Regions from separate parts of the Homo sapiens genome. Here region 2 is linked to region 1. Evidence: chromatin loops called from intact Hi-C (ENCODE). Cell type or tissue: CD14-positive monocyte. All regions are shown on one strand. Each heading gives the region's core, and the rest is flanking DNA. Links, peaks and the distances in the headings are about the cores only. Region 1 overlaps LAMA4 (laminin subunit alpha 4). Region 2 overlaps LINC02880 (long intergenic non-protein coding RNA 2880).

Evidence for each region. A loop is a pair of places that touch in the nucleus more often than their neighbours do. Peaks named below come from ENCODE experiments on the same cell type or tissue, not always from the same donor. Only the 100,000 strongest peaks of a DNase experiment are listed, where the experiment ranks them.
Region 2: a loop joins it to region 1, with 5 times the contacts of the local background. A loop is called at or near these places in 18 of 110 quality-filtered maps.

Annotation. Positions count from the first base shown.
Region 1 is chr6:112,177,628-112,183,012 of GRCh38, reverse strand. LAMA4 (laminin subunit alpha 4) reads left to right here. Exons shown (of 39, transcript NM_001105206.3): 10 at 4,781-4,892. Among named protein-coding and RNA genes, the nearest start is that of LAMA4-AS1, 56 kb to the left of the region's middle. In CD14-positive monocyte, for the core only: CTCF peaks have their summits at 2,516 and 2,715 (motif pointing left); a DNase peak (open chromatin) is centred at 2,722.
Region 2 is chr6:113,906,968-113,912,352 of GRCh38, reverse strand. The region is part of intron 1 of LINC02880 (long intergenic non-protein coding RNA 2880); the gene reads right to left. Among named protein-coding and RNA genes, the nearest start is that of LINC02880, 5.3 kb to the right of the region's middle. In CD14-positive monocyte, for the core only: CTCF peaks have their summits at 2,721 and 2,924 (motif pointing right); a DNase peak (open chromatin) is centred at 2,912.

The sequences.
Region 1 (5,385 bases), core at 147-5,146:
AAATTCTCCAGCCTTCTACTGGGAAGTCCTACAGCCCTTTCCCACCACTTATGTCTGGGATTCCCCTAAAGGATGCCCATCCATCTGTGTTCATAAATACCCAGTGCTCAAAAGATGCTCCCTTTGGTGCTGCTGATCTTGTCTGCAATGAAAATTCCAAAGATCGTGCCAAGATTCTACTTTTCCATGTTCCCAGAGCCACTGTGCTCAAGGTCAGAGTGTCACTGGGCTACAAGCAGAGGTGAGATGTGGCCCTCTCCCAATCTCAGTGCTGCCCCTCACCATCTGGATCTTGAAGGTCCACTGCAGAGCCCAGAGTTACAAAGCACAGTCTCCAAGGGCGGCTCAGGAGGTACTGCACCATCTCCTCCACTTCTACTCCTTGAACCACAGCAGAAGCTACCTGAATGACAACTCATGCAGAGAGACCCACAGGACTAAAAGGAAAGTAGGCTATCTCCAAGCATCAAAAGCATCTGAACCTCATCTCTGGTCCTGCCAAAAAGGCAGGAGAAAATTAAGTACAGTTGGCCCTCTGTATTCATAGATTCAATCATGGCTTAAAAATATTTGGAAAAATTCCACAAAGTTCCAAAACGCAAAATACAAATTTACCATATGCTGAGTATTACTTTGAATCCATATGAACGAAGTGATGTATAGGCATTGCATTAGGTATTAGAGGTAATTTAGATATAATATATATAGGGGGATGTGCATAGGTTATAGTATTGCAAATACTACACCATTCTATGTAAGAAACTTGAACAACCATGAATTTTGGTATCTGTGGGGTCCTGGAACCAATCTCCCATGGATGCTGAGGGATAACTGTTTACATTTCTATTCCAGAAGCATTATTGAACATCTGTATATAATATTTATTTATTTATTTATTTATTTATTTATTTATTTTCAGACAGAGTCTCGCTCTGTCATCTAGGCTGGTGTGCAGTGGCGCAATCTCGGCTCACTGCAACCTCTGCCTCCTGGGTTCAAGCAATTCTCCTGCCTCAGCCTCCTGAGTAGCTGGGATTACAGGCATGTGCCACCACGTCCGGCTACTTTTTGTATTTTTAGTAGAGATGGGGCTTCACCATGTTGGTCAGGTTGGTCTCAAATTCCTGACCTCGTGATCCACCCGCCTCGGCCTCCCAAAGTGCTGGAATTACAGGCGTGAGCCACCGCGCCCGGCCTGTGACAGTTAGTGTGCTAGGTGCTAGGTATCCTGAAATATAATAAGGCCCTGTTTTCAAGATGCTTCAGTCTAGCAGGGAAACAGATAAGTAAAAACATAATTATGATACAGCATTTAATAAGAGAAACATGGTACAGGCTAAACGGTAACTCTAAGGAAGAAATAGTGAAATATTTTGGCATGGGTACACTAGGAAAGGCTTCTCAGAGAAGGTGAGTATTGGCCTGTATATTGAGAATGAGTAGGAGTTTATCAGATACTCCCAAGCAAGGGGTAAGTACTATGAGAACAGATAGATGTGAAGCAGCGTGCTAAGTTCTTGGGACTGGAACTGTGGCCTTGTGGAAGATTCATTGTAAGGCAGAGAGAGGAGGAGATAATGCTGAAGAAGCTGTCAGAGGCCCAATTGTGAAGAACCTTCCCAAACACGCTCGTGAACATGGGGACTTCAGCCTGTGGACTCTGGAAGTCATTCAGGTATTTACCCAGAACAATGAGCTGATTAGATTTGCACTTTAGAAACGTCCCTCTGCAGTGTGGATGATAGACTAGCCAGTGAAGACTGACAATAGGGGCACTGCTTAGGAGACCGCCACAGTGGTCTAGAGAAGAGAGCAGTGGGTTGCTGTCTTGCCTTCATTTGAAAAGAATTTGCACAGAACAAGGATGAACTGAGACTGTGGTCATGGAAAAGAGGAAGAGAGGCCAGAGTGGCAGGTGGAATGAAACAGACTTGGTGACCAGTTGGAGGTGAGAAATGGCAAAGAGAGAAGCTCCATCCTGAGACGTGGATGACTAAGACTACGAACACGAATGGATTACTCTGGACATTTTAAAAGTGAAATATCTGTGATGGCACAGAGGGCAGATAGAGATGTGAATCTGCAATTCAGAGGGTAATCAGGGCTGGAAAGGAATTTAGGGTCATTAATGTTTAGGAGGTAGGCAGAAGTAGATATTACTGTACAAATTCTGAAGTAGCACACCAATATTCCTACTATTGGTTTGTCCAGGACTGTTGCTGTTTATGCTTGTGTCCCAGAATAATTACTAAAAGTTCTCCCTTTCATGTGCAAAAATGCCCCAGGTTGAACCATAAAATATATGATCACCCTAGATATTGGTTATCATCCTCACGTCATCTACCTTTTATGTACTATATTACCAAGACATCCTTGCCACTTTTATGTCAAATATGTACAAGAAGAATTTTCTGTTGAGATGAGCAAATGACTAATACATTTGTAATGTAAACCACCAACTAGTTTACAGTTACAAGGTAATTTTTTAATTTCAGCTTTTCTTAAACCGAGGCGCACCTGTTTTCCCACGTGCCTATATCATTATTTTCCTTCCACAGGCAAAGTTACAGGAAAAATAAACATTCATATAAGCCATCACTATAGGTTCAATTCAGTCATCTTACAATGTAAAGGAATAGATGTTCCTCTTTGCCACTGATCCAGTCATATATACAGTATATCAATAGCTATATATCTCTATCTACCTGTATCTTAGCGCCCTCTGGCGTTTGTCAAAAAGAAGAGGTTTTCTTATAGGCATGACATTTTTCAGCTGTCTCTCATCACTTCAACTGAAGTTTCCATATCAAAAAATAATAAGTTTAATGACATAGGAATAACAATAGAGCTTTACTCTGAAGTATCAAGCCAAAGTAAAAACTAGGGGTGTTGTGCTTTGCAAATATAACTTAAACTGGATCAAAGATCAACTCATTAAAAATTCTAAAATTTTAAATGCTTGTGTCCGTATTTTTTAAAAGCAGGGAGGAGTAATATTAAGATTTATTATAGTTTCTGCATATTTAATTTTAAAATGACCACAAATACTGTTTTTCTGGAAAGCACTGGAACAAGCCAAGAAGAAGACTGGAATTGCAGGAAGGAGTATAATGACTCAGAAGACAGTGTCCATTCAGAGAGCCCACAGTTTATGAAGGGACTGATGACCACATTGCCGCTGCACAGTGGGCTCTGTGACTACAGGAGCCTTGCTCTGTAGGGAGGGGATTACCCTTCTCCAATAAAAAGCCTCTGGGCATGTGTTTGTTATAATACCATTTCTGCATTCTCTTCCTTGACCATCTGAGAGGGCCACTTGCTTGGGTTATTCCTGGAGAGTGTAAAAACGTTCCCGGTAAAATCATGGCATAATCCTCTGGGTAGAATACTGGATGAAAGGAGAGAAGTTTAAAACAACCACTTCCCTATCCTCAGGAAACTCTGTATAATGGGTCTACCAGCGCTCTGTGTGGCAGATCACCCCACAGCTCCTTCACGTATTGTAGCAGTTTTTAAAGAGCTGAGCCAAAAAAGCAACAGACAAGGCAAGTGGGCATTCGACCAAATGCCAGACTAAAGAACTTCTCTTCCTCTTAAATATAACCCATAGATCAGTCCTTCAAATCCCAAAAGTAAGTACATGTCGCCCATGCTGTGCATACAGGGTGGTGTCCTAGCCTTGAATCATTTCTGTGCTCTTAGATCACATTCTGTCCTTCACCACGCACACAAAAACACACACATACACACAGACGCCCACACAAACCCTTTCTTCAGAGGCCACATTTGAGTTGGGCATTATTTTTGACAAATACTGTGTGAGATCTCTGAAACAGAATCTCCCAAGTTGAGAGAATGGAATCAGCTTCTCGGAGAAGAGCTCCATTCACGCTGAGCCAAATCTGCTTGAGCAGTTATTTGTACACAAGTGCCATCAATGTTGATGGGAATTTGGAATGAAGCACTGAAAACAGCATGTTAGGCCAGTGAGAATAATCCTTGAAATCTCTGTGGTAATTCAATTTCAGCAGTGGTTGGACCACCCAGGAGCCACTGGAAGCATGGTGCATTTCAAGGTCTGCCTATTTTTTCAACAATTTTCTCTTTGAAACTTTAAGCTCTTCAGTCAGCACAATGTCAAAATGATAAGCAGACATGGGCAATTTTCTAGTCCAGCAACTTGAGATACAGTAAAAATTTGAAGAATAAATTACATATGAAAGGCAGTTGGTTGGGACTGAACTGTGACTGATGATATAGGAATAGCACCAGATTTTATAGCATTCTGTCATTCTAAAACTGGCCATCAAGTGAAGTAACTTAGGAATGGAAAACCAAACATTGTATGTCCTAACTGATACGTGGGAGCTAAGCTATGAGGACGCAGAGGCATAAGAATGATACAATGGACTTTGGGGACTTGCAGGGAAGAGTGGAGTGGGGAGGGATAAAAGACTACAAATATGGTGCAGTGTATACTGCTCGGGTGATGGGTGCACCAAAGTCTAACAAATCACCACTAAAGAACTTACTCATGTAACCAAATACCACCTATACCCCAATAACTTACGGAAAAATTAAAAAATTTTTTAAAAGTAAAACTGGCCATCACATTACCTTTCATGCATTATTTTTGGGATGATTTCATGTGTTATAGAACTTTCACATGCCAGGAAGATTTACGTTTAGGAAATACATTATGCCCACCCACCCCTATCTGTGCTTATACAACATTCTTTTCTCATACATTTAATCTAGCCTTTATACGGATTATTTGTAGGAAAATCAAGCCTCCAGAAAAGGACAACTTGTTCAGAAGGAAAGCATGGACACCATTAACCACGCAAGTCAGCTGGTAGAGCAAGCCCATGATATGAGGGATAAAATCCAAGGTAAATATATTCTCTTCTGGTTCAGTTTAATATCAAGGAAACACTTATGTTATTAACATCAGTAGGCATAATGGCTACTGTTAAGTGTTTGCTGTGTGCCAGGAACTTGTTGGTACAGTATTATAGGTTTAAACTTGTATAAGGTCTTCATTTCAAGTTTGTTTATCTGGAATTTCTGAGCACTCATCCCTACTTACTATCTGTTGATGTTCAATAATCAATGTATAAAATCATTCCCTTTTTAGGCATTTCACAGAATAACCTTCTGACAGAGGAGATTGCATGCTGTGGTGTCTCTAAAATGCAAGAGTTGAGTAGGAGTCACAGATTTTTCTCAGTTATTTGCAGAGAAAACATTGCTTTTAGAATGCCAGTAAACTATCAGTTGACCCAAATCATCACAAGCTCTTTCTATGATGGGCTTTCCCAAAGGCCAATCAGGCAACATGCTTGGGCCCCAACCCAGAAGAAAAGGAAGGAGCGGGGCTGTGGG
Region 2 (5,385 bases), core at 170-5,169, 1.7 Mb before region 1:
ATTCTCTCCTCTTACCCTTACATTATCCAGTATGTTTATCAATATTGATCAACATATATCATTAAATGCTTGTCTTCAAAATTCAAATAAGTGAAGCTATAATTAAAGTCTAGCATGTGTTCATTTAAGCTGAGATTCACTTTAGAAACCCCAAGTAAGAACAATTCTACTCAGCAAGATGGAAAACTAATGATCAATGTCATAGGATATGAAGTTATATTAGACCATTCTTGCATTGCTATAAAGAAATACCTGAGACTGGGTAATTTATAAGAAAAGAGTTTTAATTGGCTCATGGTTCTGCAGGCTGTACAGGAAGCATAGCACCAGCACCTGCTTCTGGGGAGGCCTCAGGAAGCTTCCAATCATGGTGGAAGGTGAAGGGGAGCCGTTGTCTTACATGGCAGGAGCATGGGCTAGAGAGAGAGTGAGGGGGTAGGTGCCATACACTTTTTTTTTTTTTTTTTTTTTTTTTTTTGAGACGGAGGCTTGCTCTGTCACCCAGGCTGGAGTGCAGTGGCGAGATCTCAGCTCACTGCAAGCTCTGCCTCCCGGGTTCACACCATTCTCCTGCCTCAGCCTCCCGAAGAGCTGGGACTACAGGCGCCCGCACGAACGGCTAATTTTTTGTATTTTTAGTAGAAACGGGGTTTCACCGTGTTAGCCAGGGTGGTCTCCATCTCCTGACCTCGTGATTCGCCCTCCTCGGCCTCCCAAAGTGCTGGGATTACAGGCGTGAGCCACCGCACCCGGCCGGTGCCATACACTTTTAAATGACCATATCTCATGAAAACTCACTCACTATCATGAGGACAGCACCAAAGGGATTATGCTAAATCCTTCATAAGAAATCTGCCCTCATGACCCAAAATCATCTTTCACCAGACCCACCTCTAACACTGGGGATTACATTTCAACATGAGATTTGGAGGGGACACATATTCAAACCATATCAAAGTTGATTGTTATTCAGTGGAACCACCCATGAAATGCCAACTAGAAAGATGGAAAGAAAGGTGGCCAAATTATTTTCTACAACTTTAAAAAAATGTGAATAAGGGCTTATGAAACAAGATTCAAATCAAGTACAGTAAGTATTTATTGAACATCTACCATGTGACAGAAGCTGTGCAAGTTATAGCTCTTGTTTGATTCTTACAATAGCAACAGTGTATCTGTCCTAAATTAGTGATATGGTTTGGCTGTGTCCCCAACCAAATCTCATCTTGAATTGTACGCCTATAATTTCCACGTGTTGTGGGAGGGACCTAGTGGGAGATAATTTGAATCATGGGGGAGGTTTCCCGCATGCTGTTCTTATGGTAGTGAATAAGTCTCATGAGATTTGATGGTTTTATCAAGGGTTTCCACTTTTGCATCTTCATTTTCTCTGGCTGCTGCCATGTAAGAAGTGTCTTTAGCCTCCTGCCTTGATTCTGAGGCCTTCCCAGCCATGTGGAACTGTAAGTCCAATTAAACCTGTTTTTCTTCCAAGTCTCAGGTATGTCTTTATCAGCAGTGTGAAAACAGATTAATACAGTAAATTGGTACCAGTAGAGTGGGGCGTTGCTGAAAAAATACCCGAAAATGTGAAAGCGACTTTGGAAGTGGGTAACAGGCAGAGGTTGGAACAGTTTGGAGGGCTTAGAAGAAGACAGGAAAATGTGGGAAAGTTTGGAACTTCCTGGAGACTTGTTGAATGGCTTTGACCAAAAGCCTGATGGCGATATGGACAATAGGGTCTAGGCTGAGATGATCTCAGATGGAGATCAGGAACTTGTTGGGAACTGGAGCAAAGGTGACTCTTGTTATGTTTTAGCAAAGAGACTGGCAGCATTTTGCTGCTGCCCTAGAGATTTGTGAAACTTTGAACTTGAGAGAGATGGTTCAAAGGGCATCTGGCAGAAGAAATTTCTAAACAGCAGAGCATTCAAGAGGTGACTTGGATGCTATTGAAGGCATTCAGTTTTACAAGGGAAGCAGAGCATAAAAGTTTGGAAAATTTGCAGCCTGACAATGTGATAGAAAAGAAAAACCCATTTTCTGAGGAGAAATTCAAGCTGGCTGCAGAAACTTGCATAAGTAGTGAGGAGTAAGAGAGGATGTGAATGCCCAAGACAATAGGAAAAATGTCTGATGAGGGTGACCCCTTTCTTTAAGAAATGATGGGATCTGGATGGGAAATGTGCATCTTTGGAGTTGTTTCAACTTGAACTAATTTCGAGAGAATATGCATTTATCAACGAGGACTTTTTAAAGTGTTTATTTATTTAGAGACAGAGTCTCACTCTGTTGCCCAGGCTGGAGTGCAGTGGCATTATCATAGCTGACTGTAACCTCAAAATACTTGGCTCAAGTGATCCTCTCTCCTCAGCCTTCCAAGTAGTCAGGGCTACAGGTGCACTAACATGCTCAGCTATTTTTTTTCTTTTTCTTTTTTTTGTAGAGATGGGGGTCTCAGTATGTTGCCCAGGCTGATCTTGAACTCCTGGCCTTAAGTGATGTTCCCGTGTTGGTCTTCCAAAGTGTTGGGATTATTGGCATGAGCCAAGGATCATGGACCAATGAGTACTTTTTATAGTGATGAATAATAATATTACTTCCTTTGAACATTTATAGTAAATTAGCTGATACATTAATCAGGTGATAATTGCATTTTGGTACAGTCAGAAACTCAATAAACATTATTGAAAACTGATAATTACTAATTATAACAATAATACTAGATCCTAGATGTTGAGATTCATCATGAATATTATGGAGCCTATTTGGTAACAAGCAAGAAAAAAATTGAAAGTGTAAGTTCAGTTGTAGCGGAAGATAAACTACTCATTAAAATAAATATAAATGTGTGGCAGATTTGATAAAGCAGTAAAGATGATTTTTGGCCACTAGAGGGAGCTCATACTTTAAAAACTGTTTGGAGCATCCATCGTGTTTCAAGGACCACCGCAGGTTTTAAAGATCAGTCATGATTTGCCCTCAATTGTTTTTGGAGGCTTCTTACACGCTAACATACCACAGGGATGGGTAAATAACAAAAATTGTAAGTCAATGTGACTATTTCAGAACGGGCTATAAATGTTCAAAAAAATAATCTCTGATCATACTTATTTAAAGTTAGGGATTTAATTTACTCTTCTCCCCCTAAAGTATTTCTTTGAAAAGGTATTTTCTTTGAAAAGCCACATTTCTCCCAAAAGTAAAATCTGTGGAATTATTTGTTTTCACTTATTCAGGGAATAGGAGAATTTGGGTTATAATTTTGTCCTTATGTGTATTTCACACTCTTATCTACCTCTGGAATGTCTCTTATGCCTCCTCCCTTTAACCTCAGTCCCATGGCCAGCCTTATTCACGGGCTCATTGCTTCTCCCCTGGCCTGTCATGATAGTTTCTTCACTGGTCTCCCCATCCTTCCTGACCACCCCGTCTAGTGTCTCCCAAATGCAATTGCCTTTTACGTCCATTATTTTCAGAACAATATTTTCATGAAACATATTTTTGATCACATTCTTTTCTGCTCAAAACTTCTTAGTAGCTCCCTACTTCTACAAAACAAAAAAACAAGCCCACAAACTTCTACTTGGCATTTAAGGTCCAATTCATTTATTTTATTTTATTTTATTTTATTTTATTTTATTTTATTTTTTGAGACAGAGTCTCGCTCTGTCGCCCAGGCTGGAGTGCAGTGGTGCGATGTCGGCTCACTGCAAACTCTGCCTCCCGGGTTCACGCCATTCTCCTCCCTCAGCCTCCCGAGTAGCTGGGACTACAGGCGCCCACCACTACACCCAGCTAATTATTTTTCTTTCTTTTTTTTTTTTTTTTGTATTTTTAGTAGAGACAGGGTTTCACTGCGTTAGCCAGGATGGTCTCGATCTCCTGACCTCATGATCCACCCGTCTTGGCCTCCCAAAGTGCTGGGATTACAGGCGTGAGCCACCGCGCCCGGCCTCAAGGTCCAATTCAATGCTACCTCCTTTTCAGGCCCACTGGCTTCAGGCTGGAATAATTCTGTCCCTCTCTTTTCTGAGTTCTCATGGTAGCTATTTTCTGTACAGACCTTGTGGCATACCTCCTTACTGCTTTATTTTATAGTTGCTTATGAGCATGTCTTATATCACCTCTATGGCCAACTTCCTTAAAGCATGCCTACTTGCTTGGAAACCAGAGAGGAAGCTTTGCTTCAGCAAGGAAATGATGTTGAAGGCCAATTTAAGAGATCCAGATTTGGGAGAAATTCTGATGCGGAATTGATAGAACTGGATGTTCTGGCTGCATAACAAGCCACCGCAAAATTTAGGAGCTTCAGATGAAAGCTTATTATTATCTCTGAAGCTTCTAAGGGTTGACTAGACTCAGGTGGTTCTCACTTTGAGTTTCAAGTGTGATTGCAGTCGGATGGTGGTTGGACTGGGGTCCTGTGAATGCTCAACCAAGCTCAACATCCAACACGGTTTCTTCACTTACATGTCTGGACCCCTGGGCTGGGATGGCCAAAATCTCTACAGTTTGGCCAAATATCTTGCTTTCTCCACATGTTCCCTCCATGTGGCTAGCTTGGGCTTCCTCAGTGCATGGTGGTCTCAGGTTAGATGTCTTATATGGTGGCTGACTTTCCCTAGAATAAGGAGGGAAAGAGCCCTATTCCCTAGAATAAGGGCCTTTCAAAAGGCCCGGGTAGAAGCGGCAAGGTTTCCTATGCCTTAACCTTGGAAATCCCACAGCATCACTTCCTCCAAGTGCAGCCCAGACCCAGTGTGGGAGGAGACTGCACAGGAGCATGGGTGCTAGAAAGGGTGGTTCCTCAGGAGGCCATCTCTGAAGCATGGCTACCTCGCATGCTAACATTTTCAATGGGAAAAACATCCTGCTCTGAGGAACGGAAGGGATAAGCTGAAGACACACCAATCAGAAGAATGGGAGAAGATCAGGGTGATACAAACTTAGTTTCAAGAGAAAAAAAGGTGGTCAGTCACTACTATTTAACATGTCTGCAGACCTTTTTACACTATTCTCACCGAGAGATGGGGCTATGTTTCCTCCCCTTGAAACTGGGCAGGCTTTTCTGAACGTTTTATCCAGTAGAGTATAACAGAATTCATGCTATGCAGCTTCTAAGATAAGGTCAAAACAGGGGATGCAGTTTCTACCATGCTTTCTGGAATATTTGTTCTTGAAACCTTCAGCTACTATGTGAGCAATCTGATTTTTCTGAGGCTGCCATGTTGTGAGAAGCCCAAATTAGTCCATGTAAAGACCACATGGAGAGGTTTTGAGACTACATGGAGAGATGCACAGCCAACCCTTTCCCAAAACCCTGACCCACAGAGGCTGTGAGAGATAGCATGACTGTAGCTGTTTTAAGCTGCTATGTTTTGG